Regions from separate parts of the Mus musculus genome. Here region 2 is linked to region 1. The links are chromatin loops, found by intact Hi-C in ENCODE. Cell type or tissue: heart. All regions are shown on one strand.

Region 1 (8,000 bases):
AACTATACTTCTTAAATTGTATTTTTCTTATTAGAAATGTAAATATATGTCATAGTCAAGCCACACTTCTAAAAACGGAGCGACACATATTTCTACCACAGGGGGAAAAAAATAAAACTAACTACAGCTGAGCTCAGACAGTAATATGCACAATGACATGTTTAAGAGAAAGACAATGATGCTGGGGTGAAATGCATCGGACAGACCGACGGACGGATGAGTAAGACGTGGAGAGCTGGCCATACAGGTGGTCACACGTATTCTTGCTAACTATATATTCCATATGTTGTCTATAGACATTCACTGTAAAATTTACTTTATGTTTGAAATTTTTTCACAATAAAATATTGAAAGAAAACATGAAATCATAGAAAACCACAGATATTCAAGAGAAAAAAAAAGCAGCACACAGATACCAAGCATATACGTGTTTTACAAGCTGTCCTCCTCGCTTCACTTCCGGTAAATGTTGAGCACTTTGCCACTGCAGAGGCAGCACAGTACCCTCTCCACGTGTCTCCACCGCTAGCTTACCTGACTCCCTATCTGACCCCTCTAACAGCTGACGTAGAAAGTCCCAGAAGCACAACCTCTGACCCACAGAAAGCAACTATTTGGAGACCAGCGTCAGTGTGCTACATACTTCTAAACTCTTCTCCAGAAAGGCAGACCTCTGTCTAGCCAGAGGTTTGAGTTTAAAATTTAAACACTCTTATAAAATAAAAATTAAAAAAAAGCAAGGGTTCTTTTTCAAAAAGTCTAAAATAGGCACCCCTAATACTCCCATTTTGGTTATTTTGGCTCTGAGATACCAACTCCAAGTCGGAAGCTGACTCAGGACCTCCTAAAGAAATGGCTGGCCCAGCAGTGGGGACGGGAGTTGAGTGAGTTGGGTAACTTTCTGTGTCCAGAAGTAAGGAAAGCATCCCAGATGAACGGTGTGGTCAAAAGCCACAGAAGCCACTCTGAAGGAGCTCTTGCCAAGCTGGACATAATACAGGCACAAACGTGTATGACGTAATGGATTGCGTCACTTTGAATTGTAAAAGGATTTAATGTCTATAAACAGATAAACAAATTGGGCAGTGTAAATACAGGGAGAGAGAAAGCAGCCTGGGGAACAGGTCAGGAGGGAACCTCTGACCTTGGCACAATGGACTATCATGATAATGACACATCTAAGACAGAGTCACCAAGGGATGCTTGAGCTCAGAAGACATATTTACACAGCCTCGAAGTAGCTCCCAACACTTAATTACAAAAGGGGAAATAGGTATTTTTCACCACAGAGGAATTGAGTGGTCTAGTAACCAGGGAAGGGCTCAAAAGTAACATTACCAAACCTAAGGCAGACAAGAGATACCCATCACACCACACCAAGAGTCACCAAGGACACACAACCACTATAACATCCCCACCACAGCCACATGAGCCACATGAGGGGAAAAGCGCAAGGCCAAAACAAAGGGCACTCTGCAACATAAGTGTTCTCGGCTCATCAAAACTGGAAAAGTCTTAAACGGCAAAGAAAGGCAGGGTAACTATTCCAGAATAAAACAGGCTAAACAGACATACAGCCATTTGTCATCCTGGAGTGTATCCTGCGTAGGGAAAAAATCCCATAAACGTCTCTTGGGACAAATGGACAAATCTGAAGATGGATGATCCAATAAAATAATATAACCATTCAATTTCCTTACCTTGTTAATTGGGTTTTTAGGAGATGCTTAAATGCTTTGAATAAACACATATAGCATCTGTAATTTACTCTCATAGTCATGAAAAACAAAATAATTGTAACTGCACATAAGTCACTAAAGAGAAAAGGCAGATGTCACAAAATGTCACTATGTGGTAGACTTAAGTGGTATTATAGAGGTCGTGATAGTCTTATAATTTTTCTTGGTGTTTGCTTTAAATCATTTTTAGAAAACATTTTAAGCAAGTGCCACTCTTTGTTCTTTTCAGTAGGAAGGAAACACATACTTTGTAAAACAGAGGGACACATCATACCTCACTACACGAGGAGTCACAAGGGACACATCATACCTCACTACACGAGGAGTCACAAGGGAAGTGCAAGCAAGTAGTCACATAGGCTGTGACAATATATTTGTCACATATATTCTCCACATATGACCAAGTTCACAGAACAAACATTTAGTCAGATGTCAGGCCATTCTCAGCGTCCCACGAAGTGAGTTACAGGCACTTCATTACGGGGTCCGTCTCTTCTAAGACTCATTGGAAAAATAACGACCAAGAGGCATAGGATTGAGTGTACAAATGGGGGAAAGACTCTAGAGTTCATTACCTTTATCTTAGCACTTGAAAAGTGCCTAGCCAGTGGCCAACTCACATCTTATAAATACAACTTCGCAAGGGGTGCATACTTCCTCTCCAATTACCCTCACTGCCTCATTGGACTTTCACACTAAACTCCTGTGGGATGAGCAGTGTGGGGTACCTGGCACGGGGATGAATAAAGACTGTCTCTGACAGCAACAGTCCTCTAAATGAAATGCACCTTCTACTCTTTCCGACTTATAGTTTATGAGTTACGCTCTTGCAATACAAAAGCAGGATTTGGCAGCGTCCAGCTCTTGCACTCACCCTGTGCTTTCCCGTGTCATTTTCCTGCCCTATCAAACCATGGAAAAGGCACATCCTATGCACATATGCTGGAGAGGTAGGAAGTGAGCGGGCTAAATGGAATGCTCTGCTTCAAATCAGTTTCCAGTCTCATCCAGTAACCATAGAAGAAGCCATATAAGTATCCAAGCCCCATGGCCTGCCTTTACCATTCTTACATAAGTAGATGGAATTGGCTTATTTTCTATTCCTACCTGGTCAACTAGAAGTCTCCCAGTAAAATACTGAAGAACAAGAAGCCCAGCCTCCTGAATTCTATCTGTCCCTGCTGGAGTGGCTAATACATTTCTCAGTGTTCTGTTTCCCAGTCTATAAAATGGGGACAATAATGTCATCTTACCAAATCAAAGAGTTTGGTGTCAGAAGTGGTTCTAATGCAAGAGCTGATCTTTACTTAGTACCCTTCTGCTTCACGTAAAACACAAAGACAGCCCACGGCAGAGACACCACAGAGCCAGGGTCATGGTTTCAACACTGGGTGAGTGGGCTGATGAGCTCCATCCATGGCACACTGCTGAGAGGAGACCTGCAAGGCTGACCCTGGGTTCTCATCTCTCATCAGCCAGGGTGGTTCACTGGTGGCAATTAATGATAACAAGATCGCTTGGGGAGAAGAGTGTATATCTATCTATAGGTTGTCTTGAAAGGAACAATACTTAGTGAAAACTGGATATAAAACAATGACCAAGGTGAGCATGAGAGGAAGGTATTAAAGGCCACCAGCAGGGCAATTACAGATAGTGGTAATATACTGTAATCTCAAAGAGCCAAAGGAAAGGCGTTTGAATGTTTACGTTGTAAAAGAAATGTTAAACGAGGCAATGGATATAATGACTTAAGCACACAATGCATACATGTATTGAAACATTAACATGGCTCATAGATGGCTCATAAATTTTTAAAAGTACTTTACAGGGTTACAAAGGCTTAACTCTCACGGACCAGCTATACGAATCATTTGACTCTTGAGGTACCAAACTTAATATAGTGGTGGCATCAGTTTGTGTGTGTGTGGGGGGGGGGACGGGGGGGATGGGGACGGGGACATTCCTATAAACGATGAAGAACTTAAGAGTTCAGGGCTCATATACTTCAACACAAGTTCCCGACTCTCAAAGCCAAGACCTTATTCTGATTTTTACAAGGTAAGACAACTCTATCTGGAACCTACTTCTATATTGCACAAAATGCACCACTGTGAACTTGTAGAGGTGAAACCTAAGAAGCTAGCACTGCTTAGTTCAGTTGAAAACAAATACTCTTATTTTCCAAAGGCACCAAGAGGGACCACTCCCAATGCAAGGGGTGAAAATAGGGAGCAATGAAAATGTTACCTCTTACTCTTTACTGCCCCCTCCTGGTTCCCCTGAAGAAGTGAAAAGCTCAAACCCGCCTGTTTCTGTAGGCCAGCCAGCTCAGAGAACACCGGCTTACCATGGAAAGAAATCCTCTAGCTTCACATGTCCCTTAGTAGAGCTCGACCCTAAAGCACACAGTGCAATATTTTCTATTTATGGGGTTCCCAGAATGGGAATTGGGAAGGAGCCTCATGGACCAGCCCCAAAGGACTTGCCAGATCCTTCCAGCTCTGTGACCCTCTAACTCCGCTAGGCTGGAAGGCTTATATAAGAGCTGGTGTGAGAGCCTCTGGGAGCAGATCTTACCTCTTTCTCTATTTTGAGTAACTTCTTTACAGCCACCTCCTTGTCCTGTGATATCCATTTGGCTCGATACACACTCCCAAAACTTCCTCCACCGCAGTTTTCAAAAAACTGCAAGTCGTCGAACTTAATTTGCACAAAGGAGGCTCCGAGAGACGACATCTCATAATGACAAAGTAGTAAACGTCCACAAAATCTGGAGAGGGGAAAGAGAAGAAATGCCGAATCACAGATCAATTCGAGTCGTGCTCTAGATATTTATAACAAGTCCTGTGAAACTTCTAGAAAGGCCCGATGAGTTCAGAAAGAGAAGCAAGACAAACAAGTCGAAATGAAAGCACTCACCCTGGCTGGCAGTCGGCTTGCCCAGGCTTGGAAATGGCTCAGATTTCTCCCCCCAACGAAACCTGCCACAGTGCTTCCTACAGATCCTCCGGAGCTCTGCCTAAAGGCTACTGTGTCACCAGGTCTCCTACCAGGAAGGCCTGACACACAGAAACCATGCCTTCAACAGCAAGCTTGCATAGTTCCTCTGGCATGTGCGGCACGCCGGCTCTCCGGGCTGCCCTTGCCTCACAGGAAACATACACAGCCTAAGCCCCTGAGGATCCTGGCACGGCTGCAGCCAGGACGCTGCAGAGTAAACACATATGCAGTGTTTAGACTCCAAACAAGACTTCACTTGGGGTGAAGGAAAAGCTACCCAAGGGTTTCCACATGTGTCTCACTAGACTGCACTCCATAGAAGAATTGACTTTCTAAGAGACATTGCCCCTGATTACAGTAGATTAAGTCAGCCAAGGAATACTGCCAAAGTTGTTTTAAAAAATATTATGCTTGTTTCCAGGGGGACAGATGACCCCTCCCGAGATTACCGCAGGGGGGTTGTCTATGGTTGACTCATCCTTACTCTTCCGCAGGTAAGCGTTCACTCTTAATCCTCTATCCCAGACTTTAAATTATCAGGAAAAACAAAACCTGAAACGCACAACTGGTGAAGTGTAACTCTTGAGCAAGTGTAAGAAGCTACAGGCGGTACATAAAGGAATCTCTCTGGGCATCCTTTCTGGAACTGTAAACCACAATATTGTAATCATGGAGCAAAATGAGGAACCTATCTATATTAGAGGACTCTCTCTCAAGCAGCTGGTTCATGCTTCGGATGGTCACCATCATGAAACACTTAACAAATAACAAGAAAACGAACTCTGTAAGAACTTGAGGGCATCCAGGATGAAACACAATGTACGATCACTTTCTGCCTTGATCCTCTGTAAATATTTAGGCACATGGAAACATGGCACTTGCAACTCACTTGATGATTTTGACACCACCCCCAAATGCACATGAGAGAGGGGGTTAGGATGCAAGTGTGTGAGAGGGAGAAAGCACCGTGACAGAGTTGAGAGCCACAAATCAGAAAGGGGCATGGGCTTTTTACTATCCTGGCCATTTTCTATGAAGCCTGGATTTTATTTTTTATTATTATTCCAAAATAAAAGGTAGAAGGGAGCTGTCTGGGTCATTGTAAGTTCAGTTTCTCCATCAACTACTCGGAGCTTCGAGGAGACATGCTCGCACAGGGAGCTCCGAGAACTCAGGGCGCAGCTGGCTCAGCCATTCCATTTTCGGAACATCGGCTCACTGAAGAATGTTGATTTCTTATTGCAAAGTCCAAGTCTGCTCCACTTTGGGGAGAAGGCAAGAAAGAGAAACGAAGCAATTTGTTTATCCTCTACTGTTTAGAGCTTGTAATGTTTAGAGGGCTGCGTTGACAAGAAAACAGAGGGAGGAGACCGGCTGTGAGGAACACAGACGCACTCTGTGGCTGCGTTTAATTCAGTGATTTTCCAGACAGACTCACTGCAATCCCGCTAACTTTAGTAAAGAAGGTTTATAGAAAATATAGGAGAATGTGCCAGACAAACACAGACAGCGTGTGCGAGGCAAAAAAGCTCGCACAACAAACGTCAAACACTATATGCTAGATCTCCGCAGCAGAGGATGGGTAAGTCTATGCTTTTGTAATTAATTTTATCCAAGTGTAAGAATTGAAATACGGCCACGAAGCTTATAAGACCTTGCAGATCCACTGCCTGGCTGTGCCCACTCAACTCTGAGAGAGCAACTAGTAACAGCTCCTTCAAGCATCTATCTCCTTGTCTTGATCACATTTCTTTTTTTTTTTTTTGGTTTTTCGAGACAAGGTTTCTCTGTGTAGCCCTGGCTGTCCTGGAACTCACTCTGTAGACCAGGCTGGCCTCAAACTCAGAAATCTGCCTGCCTCTGCCTCCCAAGTGCTGAGATTAAAGGCGTGCGCCACCTCGTCCGGCTTGATCACATTTCTAAGCCATGTATTTGAACACTGTTGCTTTTTGATTTCCCTACTTTAGATCTTGTCATCAACCATTCCCTGTGGAAGAGGGATTCGGTTCTTACACCATCCTTCACCTCCACACATCTTCAGGGGCCACACTGGTCTAACCTCTGTTTACAACCTGAACCATTGGCTAAGACAATATTCACGGTTTATAGAAAGTAGTCTTGCAAAATCAAGACCATTTCCAGCACCGCCATGCAGCAATGGTTACATTTTACTTGGATAGCTTTTTGTTTCTCCTGGAGTTATTAGTTGCCCTGCTTCTGTCTTCTGTTGTCTGTTTAGCTTTTTACACTCCTGATAAACTTACCCAACTCCACCAGTCCCCCCAGGAACTACAAAGCTCCCAACAAAGCAACAAACACCAGCTTCTTCTTGCCTTTATCCTCTGATCCCCAGAGGGAGGAGCACCTTGGTTTTCATCAAGACGTTCTTTCTAAACACTTCCTCTTGATTCAGTCTGGCTGAAATGGTTGCGCCCCCAGGCCTGACTGTCATTGGAATTTCATCTCCTCTGCTATTCAAAGACCTTCCTTCTCTTTCACCCTCTGAGGAAAACCCTGCCCCTGGATCTTCAGCTTCTCTTTCTTGGTTTACTTCTGCACCTTGACAACACGCATCTCCCAGTGGCTCCCTGAGCAGAGGCCACTGTGTGGATGTGGGAAACGAACTCATGACTTCTGGATGAGCAGCCAGTGCTTTTAACTGCTGAGCCATCTCTCCGATCCCCTCAGCTGACTCCTTTCTTTTTTTCTAGAAGAAAACTTTTTTTTATGTGTATGAGTGTTTGCCTGTGTGTGTTGACTGTGCACCACGTACAGGCCTGGTGCCTGCAGCATGAAGAAGTCAGATCATCTGGAATTAATTATAGACAGTTGTTAGTAACCACATGGGTACAGGGAATTGAACCCATGTTCTCTAAAAGATAACAAATAACCTTCATCGCCGAGCCATCTCTTTAGCACCTCTCCTCATTTCTAATGTTGCTATGGAGCAGTGTGATGCTACTCTGATGCCTAAACCGATATATATATATATATATATATATATATATATATATATATATATATATCCCTGAGGGCTTTTAGAATCATTTCTTTATCTGTAGAATCTTGCCCTTTTTTTTTATTAGAGTGTTCTTAGAGATGATTTCTTTCATTCACTGGTAGGACACTCAGTCCCAACCTTTAGCTCACATCTTTGAATCGCAGCTGTCTAGTGGTGTTCCTTTAGGACTCCAGTCTCATTCATTTCAGGTCTTATTTCTCACACATGCATGAAGCACTGCCTGCGGGTCCCCTTCTGTG
Region 2 (8,000 bases), 180 kb before region 1:
AGAAAACATGCGTAGGTATAGATGGTGATAAAATAGTTCTAGAGCCAAGTGCTGTCACAGCAGAGCCAGTCAAGTGGTGGCCTGCAGGGAATGTGGTCAGTGACAACAACGTAAATAACATGCGGGTGATTTGTAACAAGTGCACTTCTTTGGGAGAAAGTCTATAGAAAGCATGCTATGCTCAGGAGTAGGGAGTAAGGCACAGGCACAGGCACAGCAGGTGACAGAGCTGAGCGAAAGGCAGCACACCCAGGGAAAGCAGACACAGAAGCAAGAAGGGCCCTACCTGCTATGAGCTACGCGGTCCTAAGGGGTTCTAGACACAGGAACAACTAGAACCATGGGACCCGGCTCTGTCAGCTCCATGCTAGCACTGGGTTGGGCACCTGCACGTGTAAGCGCCAACGGTAGCTAATCTTTAGGACACACGTGCTTCCTGCGATCAGGTCAGCTCTGCAGCTAATGGTAATCTGGAGGCTAGCCAACTTTACTTAGCAATTTCCCAAAACCTAAAAAAATGGTTAAGATCTACAAGCAGGACATTAGTATAAGAATGGCTTTAAGACATGAAGAAAATATTTATAATCAGGTCATCAAAATCTCCGACATGGATGGGGAGTTATCAGCTCAAAAAGCCAATGTCTCCTGCCTCTCGGTGTACCTCCCTGCTTGATACTGGTGGAATTCTCACACTCACCATTCCATCTTGTATCTCACTCTCTGAAAAACCGCAAAATAATTCCTCATCAGAGTCGGCATGAAAAATGCTGGCCAATTCCTTAGTGGCATCTGGCCTTGGTTTCTGTAAAAATCCAGTGACTTAATACATCCTGCACCTCACCCTTTGAAAAGCTGCAGAAAGATTCATTCTCAGAGTCCTCATTACAAAAGAAAGAAAGAAAAAACACCAAAAACATGAGCCCAGTTCTTCACTGATATCTGACCTGAATTTAGGTTTCTGTAAAATAAATAAATAAATGTGCATGTGGATTTTTTTTTTTCCTTTTTCAAGAACCAATTTTCCATAAACTGTGCAGAGAGCAAATCACATTTACAAGTGCACTCACTACAGGAGAATGGCTTTTGTTACAAAGAAAAATGGTTCAGAGGTTTACAAATGATTTCTGAGTTGTTATAGCAAGTCATCAGTCGCGTTAGGTTAGGCGACACTTCAAAAGGACACAATAAGCAGCTAATCTGCCTTCAACAATTACCACCTAGAACCACAGCAAAGAGCGAGGCGAAATGACAGCGCATGGTGCAGTTTCCTAACGGCTGTATAGAAATGCAGGCGAAAAAGCAAGCGGTTTTTAAATCGTGCACAAAGTGTTTGGGGGCATTTGGAGCATGGCAGACTCGATCCTGTTTATTCTCAGGCAGCACTTACTGTGTTTGCAAAATTATCAGAAGCAAAGCTGTCACAACTGTCATCGGAGGAGGACGATGTCTCCATGGAAATCAACTTCATATATCTGACATCCTTTAAGTTCTTTACTTTGAGAGCCTTTTGCTGCGGAGAGAAATGGCAACACCATTGAACAGGGTGCTTCTGGCCATACAGGACTACTCAACACATCAGTTCTCAGTCTGGTAGGTTTACACAGCAGAGTAGACAGACGGACTGAAACTTTTTCAGACCTTACAGAGAAAAATGATTGGCAATTACCACCAAAAAAATAAATAAATAAAAATTAAAAAAATATAATCAACTCAGGTCAAATTCTAAGGAAGGATCTCTTCAGGAGGTCATTTTAATGGTACGCATCAACTTAGCCTCTGGATATCTGCAGTTACTTCTCCTCCCACCTTAAACTCCGAAGCATTTAGCATTATAGAACTCCACAGAGCTTAACACCAGCTCCTAAAACCCAGCCTCATTTTTTCTCATTGAACTGTACTTCTAAAAGGAGATTTCAAAAGTACAAAATGGAGGAGCAATTTTTCTCCCTCAGCCAAAAATCAAGCTAATGAGGTCTTTTTATGTAAGCCTTGGGCTCTGCACTGTGATGCTAATTTCCTAAACTACAAAAATTGGGCAGGTCCTGTGTTTTAAGATGGCAGTCACCCAAACAGGCGCCGCTCGCTCCAAGGAGAGGGGCATGGAGGTTTTGCAGTCTTTACAAATCAAGGGTTATCAGCCCGAAAATACATAGTACAAGAAGCCAAGTCAGAGGTCAACTAACACTCCTAGGCCAGGTTGAAGACTGGATTCCATAGGAACTCTCTGACCATGGGCTCCATACAGCTTTCTCATGGCCCCCAGAAGGCTTGAGAATTCTAAGACCTGTGGTAGAAGTCAACAGTAAGCATTTCTAGCAAATAAAGGTCAAGTTAGTCGGAATTATGAAAAAACTCCATTCATTTTAGCTTACAGCCTTGTACTGTCCACTAGAAAATGTAACCAGGACAGCCTATTTGGCCATTTCTTATTGACCCAAGTTGGGCCAGCCCCACCAGAGTGCCCAAGGGTGTTAGGGAACAGAAAATGCCTAGATGTTGGGAAAGACTTCCTTCCGCACCTAACACATTACATTTCAGTCTCTCGGATACAATAAAATGATTTCCAAGATGTTGGTGGCCCAGCCTCCACATCATGTTCCTAAGTAGACACCAATCAACCATTTGTGTATGCTTCTGATATCCTAATGGCAGCAATGTGTGGTATTCGAGAGAGCTACCAAATATTGTATTTACAACAGTAGTTCGAGGCGGTGGGTGGAGAGTTAGGAGTTAAAAGGGATTCAAAAGTCTGCCCAGGTTTCTGGTAGAGGAAGTCCAAGGCAATAAGGTGCAACAAAATGCAAAGAACTAAGAAATCCCCAAAACGGCACACAGCTCCTTAAATGACTTTAATTCTCTACACTCTACTAATCAATTTAACTCCATGTCAGCCTCAGGGGAGGCAGTCAATCAAAAGCCATCAGGAAAAGAGGCTAATCTTTAACAAGCCAGGACAGGCCAACGGTCAGTCATTCACCAGGCAAGTATGTCTTCGATGGAAAAGACACACAAAAAAGGAGAGCCAAAGGTCGTGCCTGGGGTGAACTTTTTTGGCAGATGTAACTCTTAATTCTGTTTACGGTGAGTGTTCTTTGACGGCAGATTTGGTACTGATGTTCGCTTAATTCTTTGCAGCGACGTTACCATCACTTAAATAAGTAAGAAAACTGAAGTGCGGAGAGGTGAAGTCGATTCCTCCAGTCAGGTGTCCAAATATGCACCAAGGCAAGCCAAACTCCAAGCCCATTTCCCCACGCGCGGAGATCCGCTATGAGACCACGACTCCGTCTACCCACTCAGACCTCGCCACAAGGGCCCCCGAACCCGATATTTATTTGAAGCACGTCACTGTCTTCCTTTCCGCCCATCCCCCCACTCTTCAACCCACTCCAGGGCAGGACATAAGTTCTGGCTTCCGTTGGAGCAAAAAGAGTTACGTTCCAGCTCGCAGCTGCAAGCCGGGAAGAAAAGGGTGGGACGGGTGGGGAGTTGGGGGACGCAGGGAAGGTTACTAAACGGTCGCGGCACACGACTTGCATCGCTGGGCCCCAAAATTGCATCTGACCACAGCCTAGGACTAAAACAATACCTCCCCCCACGTGCACAACCCAAGTTCTCAAGAAATGCTCACAAGGCCATCTACGCTAAACCCGCAGATCCAGAGTGGTTAGAAGGGGACGCAGAGCAAAAGAGGATCGATCCCAGGGCCACTAGTGCACGCGTAGGTAACAACGCACTCGCCGCCAGCGGGTCGTGCAGGGTGAGGTCCCAGAAGGTGGAAGGCTGGGATACGACCGCCAGACAGGATGGCCAGCGGCGAGTCCCAGGCCTCCGCGCGCACGTGGAGCATGAGCGCCCGTGCCGCAGGTTCCGGGAACGCTGGCAACTCCGTGCGCGCCGGCGGGCGCATCACCTTGGCCTTGAGTTATCCTGGGTGCAAAGATTATAAGAAAATCGATCTGTGATTTCCCTCAACCTGGCGACAATCAGGAGCGCGTGGGACAAGTGAGCGGAGCTAACCCGCGGAGTCGGAGGGAAGTGGCCCGGACCCGCCCGTGTCTAGCACCCACCAACCCCGCCCCGGTGCACCCGGCCGGGCCTCACCCGCGCGCGGCGAGCCTCCATGTTGGCGGCGGGTACCCAGGCACTCGGAACGGGGATAGTTCGTCGGAACACACCAGCACTCAGAGCCCGAACAACCCGAGCTCCGGGACAGAGGCGGGGCGCGCACTCCGCCGCCGGAGGGGCGGGGCCACCGGCTTTCCCGCGCCGGGACGCAGGTCCTGCCAGCTAAGATGACCTCTTTAGCGGTACCCGAAGCGTCCCAGCTCTGGAAAAAAATAGAAGCGGTTCTCGTGGTTGTAATAACCTTGAGTGTCCTCGGAAACTGCTGAATGTTCTATGAAACAGTGGCGTTGTGGGAACTCAGTGCCACTGGCTTTTTATGAAGCTGCGCGGTCCTGGGAAGTGGCGCGAAAGTGGCTGCCGAGGTCCTGAGACTGGCCGTCTGATTTGCATACAAAACGGGAGATTGTAAGGCTGGTAGAGCCTCTTACTGCGTTCACACTTTCGCTGTAGTTTAATCTCTTAAAAATGTTAAAGAACAGAACGGGGATACCACCCACAAATATCTGAGAGCATAGCACCTCTTATCTAGCAACCACACCACTATCTATATGTAGTCAATAGACCAGTTAAGTCCTGTTGCTTCAAGAAAGATTCCGGCGTGGGTTTAAAAATAGCCCTTCAGTTGAGTAAAGCCTCTCCGAAGGGTAAAAGTCTTTAGAGCTTTATCTTTCGGAGATAAAAGCTGCAGGCGATTACACTGTGGATTGTCCATTTTTCTCCAGGCAAAATTGGGAACAACCAGAGCTAGTTAGAAGATCTTTCTTTCTTTCTTTCTTTCTTTCTTTCTTTCTTTCTTTCTTTCTTTCTTTCTTTCTTTCTTATAGCCCTTCTCACTAAGACCGGCACAGGGATGAAACGAGGCTCCCCTGTTTTTAAAGAGTAAAACACAGGGGGAAAAAAAAAAACCCAAACAGCAACGACCGAAAAACCTTGGGTGCTTTTTAAAAGAGCTTTAATTATAATCATAGATTTAAAACATTTCTTGAAGTGTAAGCATTCCCCCTTATTTCAAAACTTTTCTCTTAGTATTGATGTTGCCACAGTCCTTTTCTGTGAAGAGAGCATGCGCAACACACACACACACACACACACACACACACACACACCTCTCTAGGTACTGACCATAAAGACATAAATAACCGAGGAAGACAATGGATTGGAAGGAGCTGCCCAGGGGTCACCCTCCCTCTGTGCTAGAGACAAAGAACTCCAGTCTCCAACTTAGGCATCAAGAGAAGCAGCTAATTGATTTGTTTGGCAAAATTCCTGGTAGCAGCCAGGAGTTCAACCAACACTTGTTGGATGAATAAGTATGTGGATGGAGACCTAAAATTGTCCTTAGTACAATGTTCTTGTGAATATGGTTTGTGCAAGTAGAACTGACCATGTGAGGTCACAGAACGAAGGGGGCATCCGGGCCACTTTGCCTGGGTAATGTTCTACACTGAGCATTTTTACTCTTCTTGGAACAGGCTTGTCTCTCTGTGCTCCTGCATTTCTTTTTCAACGAAATCCAATGTGAGCCCAGGACGTGTGCATGTTGTTTCCTTAAAGTTTTCACTTCTGTGCTTGTGTGTGTCCTGCAGACAATGTATATCCTCTGGGCTTCACCATCAGGGCGGTTCAAAGTCCTGCCCCTAACTGAGTGCAAGGTTGTAAGCAGGTGCTATTCTGAGTACTGAGGATACAAGGTCCAGAGAGTGTACACTCTGATGGAGGAGCAGAGATACAAAAGAGAATTTCAGGTATGATACTTTGGAGGAGGAGGAGGAGGAGGAGGAGGAGAAGGAGGAGGAGAAGAGAAAGAGGAAGAAGAGGAGGAGGAAGAGGAAGAAAGTACAGTGAAAAGCTGAAGACAGGAAAGGAACAATGCATACTTCTACAATAGTTATACAAGCTGGTGATATACAGCCAGAAATCTGAGTGGTCAGAAAGGAAGCGACAGGAAAAAAGTACTAGTTTCAGGCAGACTGGCATCTGGTTCCAGAACAGTATGAAGCAGCCAAGAGTCCCCATCTCTACTACTGAAAGTCAGGAAAAGAGGAAGAGAAAGTAGACATTTGGAGCTTCCTAGCTATAAAAGATCTCTGCATTTATTCCAGGCCTGATAGAAAGACAGTGGAGGATTTAACAGGCTGGGGTGCCCCTGTTTGCCCCCATGGATGGTATAGTCTGGGGGGAGCAGCCAGCCAGGAGGGGGCGAAAACTGGGAATGCTAAGATACTGATGTCATTGTAGTACCCGGAGAGTGTTCAGATTGAGACTTTGTTTTGAAGTTGGAGCTAACTGGACCAGAGGAGGAGTAGTTGGCTCATTCCTATCAGTATAGTATATCAGGGCGAAATATTGCAAACCAGCGAAGTCACACTTGTGCTTCTGTTCCGTCATTGGCACAAAAGTCTGACACAAACATGGAGGTAAGGGAGATGAAGGAGAAATTTATTTGGCTCAGGCTTTCATAAAGTCTAGTCTATCATGACAAGAAGGTGTAGGGAAAATCAAACAGAAAGCAGAGTGCCTGTGTCACTGTGTCCTCTCTTCTGTTCCATTAAAGCCCTTAGCATGCAGAATGACACCCTGCGTGCTCGGGATGAATTCTTCCCCATTCATTTATTTATTCACTTTACATACCCTGCCCTTCCCTCCTCCCAGACCCCCACCCCAAACCCCAGTTAATCCTCTCTGGAAACACCCTGAAGACTCACTCAGGGGCACACTTCAATAATCCCCTAGGCACTTCTCAGTGTCACCAAGTTGACAAGATTAGCTATCACCACCCCCTCAAAAAGAAAAAAAAGGATATGACTACAGGAAAAGAACAGTGGCGTAGGCATGTAACAGGATTTAAACAACTGTTCAGAGCGGCTCTCTTGCATCGGTGAAGCTAGCTCCTCACACAAGGTTGAGGGGGAAAGCAAATGGCAAATGCCTCGGAGAAGGCTAACCCCTAACAAAATTGAAAAGCACAAAAACAGAAGAACTGTGGAAGAAGAAAATGTGAACAGGTGGAAGAAGATAGCCATTAACCCTCAAGAGAGAAAGGGAGGAAGGAGGGAGGAGGCGGGAAAGACTGGGACTGCAGTGTCACAGTGCTTTCTAAGAGGGAAGGAGGAGGAGGGAAAGGAGGAGGAGGAGGAGGAGGAGGAGGAGGAGGAGGAGGAGGAGGCATCGTATCAGGCAGGGTAGCAGAAGCTTGTTATCCCAGCAGTAGGGAAGAAGAGGCCAGAGGATCCACAGTTCAAGGTGTGCCAAGGTCACAACTGTAAGTAAAGGGAAGCAAATATGGCTGATTAGTCCATGATGAGTAGAGGCATTGGAGTAGCCTTATATGCTTAGTCACTGTGCCTTTTGAAAGGACACCATAAACCCCGTTTGTCTCCATTTAGACTAGGCCTGCTTTCAAAAAAGGCCGTAAGACACCAGTTTCAGGAATAGACCATGAGTCTCAGAAACTAAATAATAAGACATCAGCTCTAGGTGAGACCATAAAATCTAGAACAAGATCATAAAACCCCCTACCAAAGAGCAGCCTGGGGATAACCATAAAAATGGGGAAATATCTTATCTCAGGATGGACCATCTGCGCTGGACAGTCCTATGACATCCTACGGTTAAACATTCATGACATAGGAATGCAGACCTCTGACCACCTGTGACCCCTAGCATCCACCAATGAAATTTTGGATTACCTAGTCCTTCTAGAGAGTTCCCCCGGTTCCCTATAAGAAGGCCTTCGTGCCTTTGTTTGGGGGTCGCCATTTTAGAAAATGGTTGCCCCTCGCATGCTGTTTGTTTCTATAGAATAAACGCTCTTTGTTTTTATATACCATCTAAGTCTGGGATCTTCCTTCAGCAATTGACCCTTACACTTC

The links. A loop is a pair of places that touch in the nucleus more often than their neighbours do. Peaks named below come from ENCODE experiments on the same cell type or tissue, not always from the same donor. Only the 100,000 strongest peaks of a DNase experiment are listed, where the experiment ranks them.
Region 2: a loop joins it to region 1, with 2.0 times the contacts of the local background. A loop is called at or near these places in 3 of 42 quality-filtered maps.

What each region holds. Positions count from the first base shown.
Region 1 is chr2:72,294,697-72,302,696 of GRCm38, reverse strand. Map3k20 (mitogen-activated protein kinase kinase kinase 20) reads right to left here. Exons shown (of 20, transcript NM_023057.5): 2 at 4,317-4,509. The coding sequence starts at 4,475. Among named protein-coding and RNA genes, the nearest start is that of Map3k20, 13 kb to the right of the region's middle. In heart, a CTCF peak has its summit at 4,012 (motif pointing left); DNase peaks (open chromatin) are centred at 4,176 and 4,826; H3K27ac peaks cover 682 bases.
Region 2 is chr2:72,472,416-72,480,415 of GRCm38, reverse strand. It overlaps Cdca7 (cell division cycle associated 7), which reads right to left and starts at 4,197. Exons shown (of 9, transcript NM_025866.3): 1 at 4,105-4,197; 2 at 1,388-1,510. The coding sequence starts at 4,125. In heart, no CTCF peak of the experiment used is centred here; a DNase peak (open chromatin) is centred at 4,175; H3K4me3 peaks cover 3,569 bases; H3K27ac peaks cover 3,398 bases.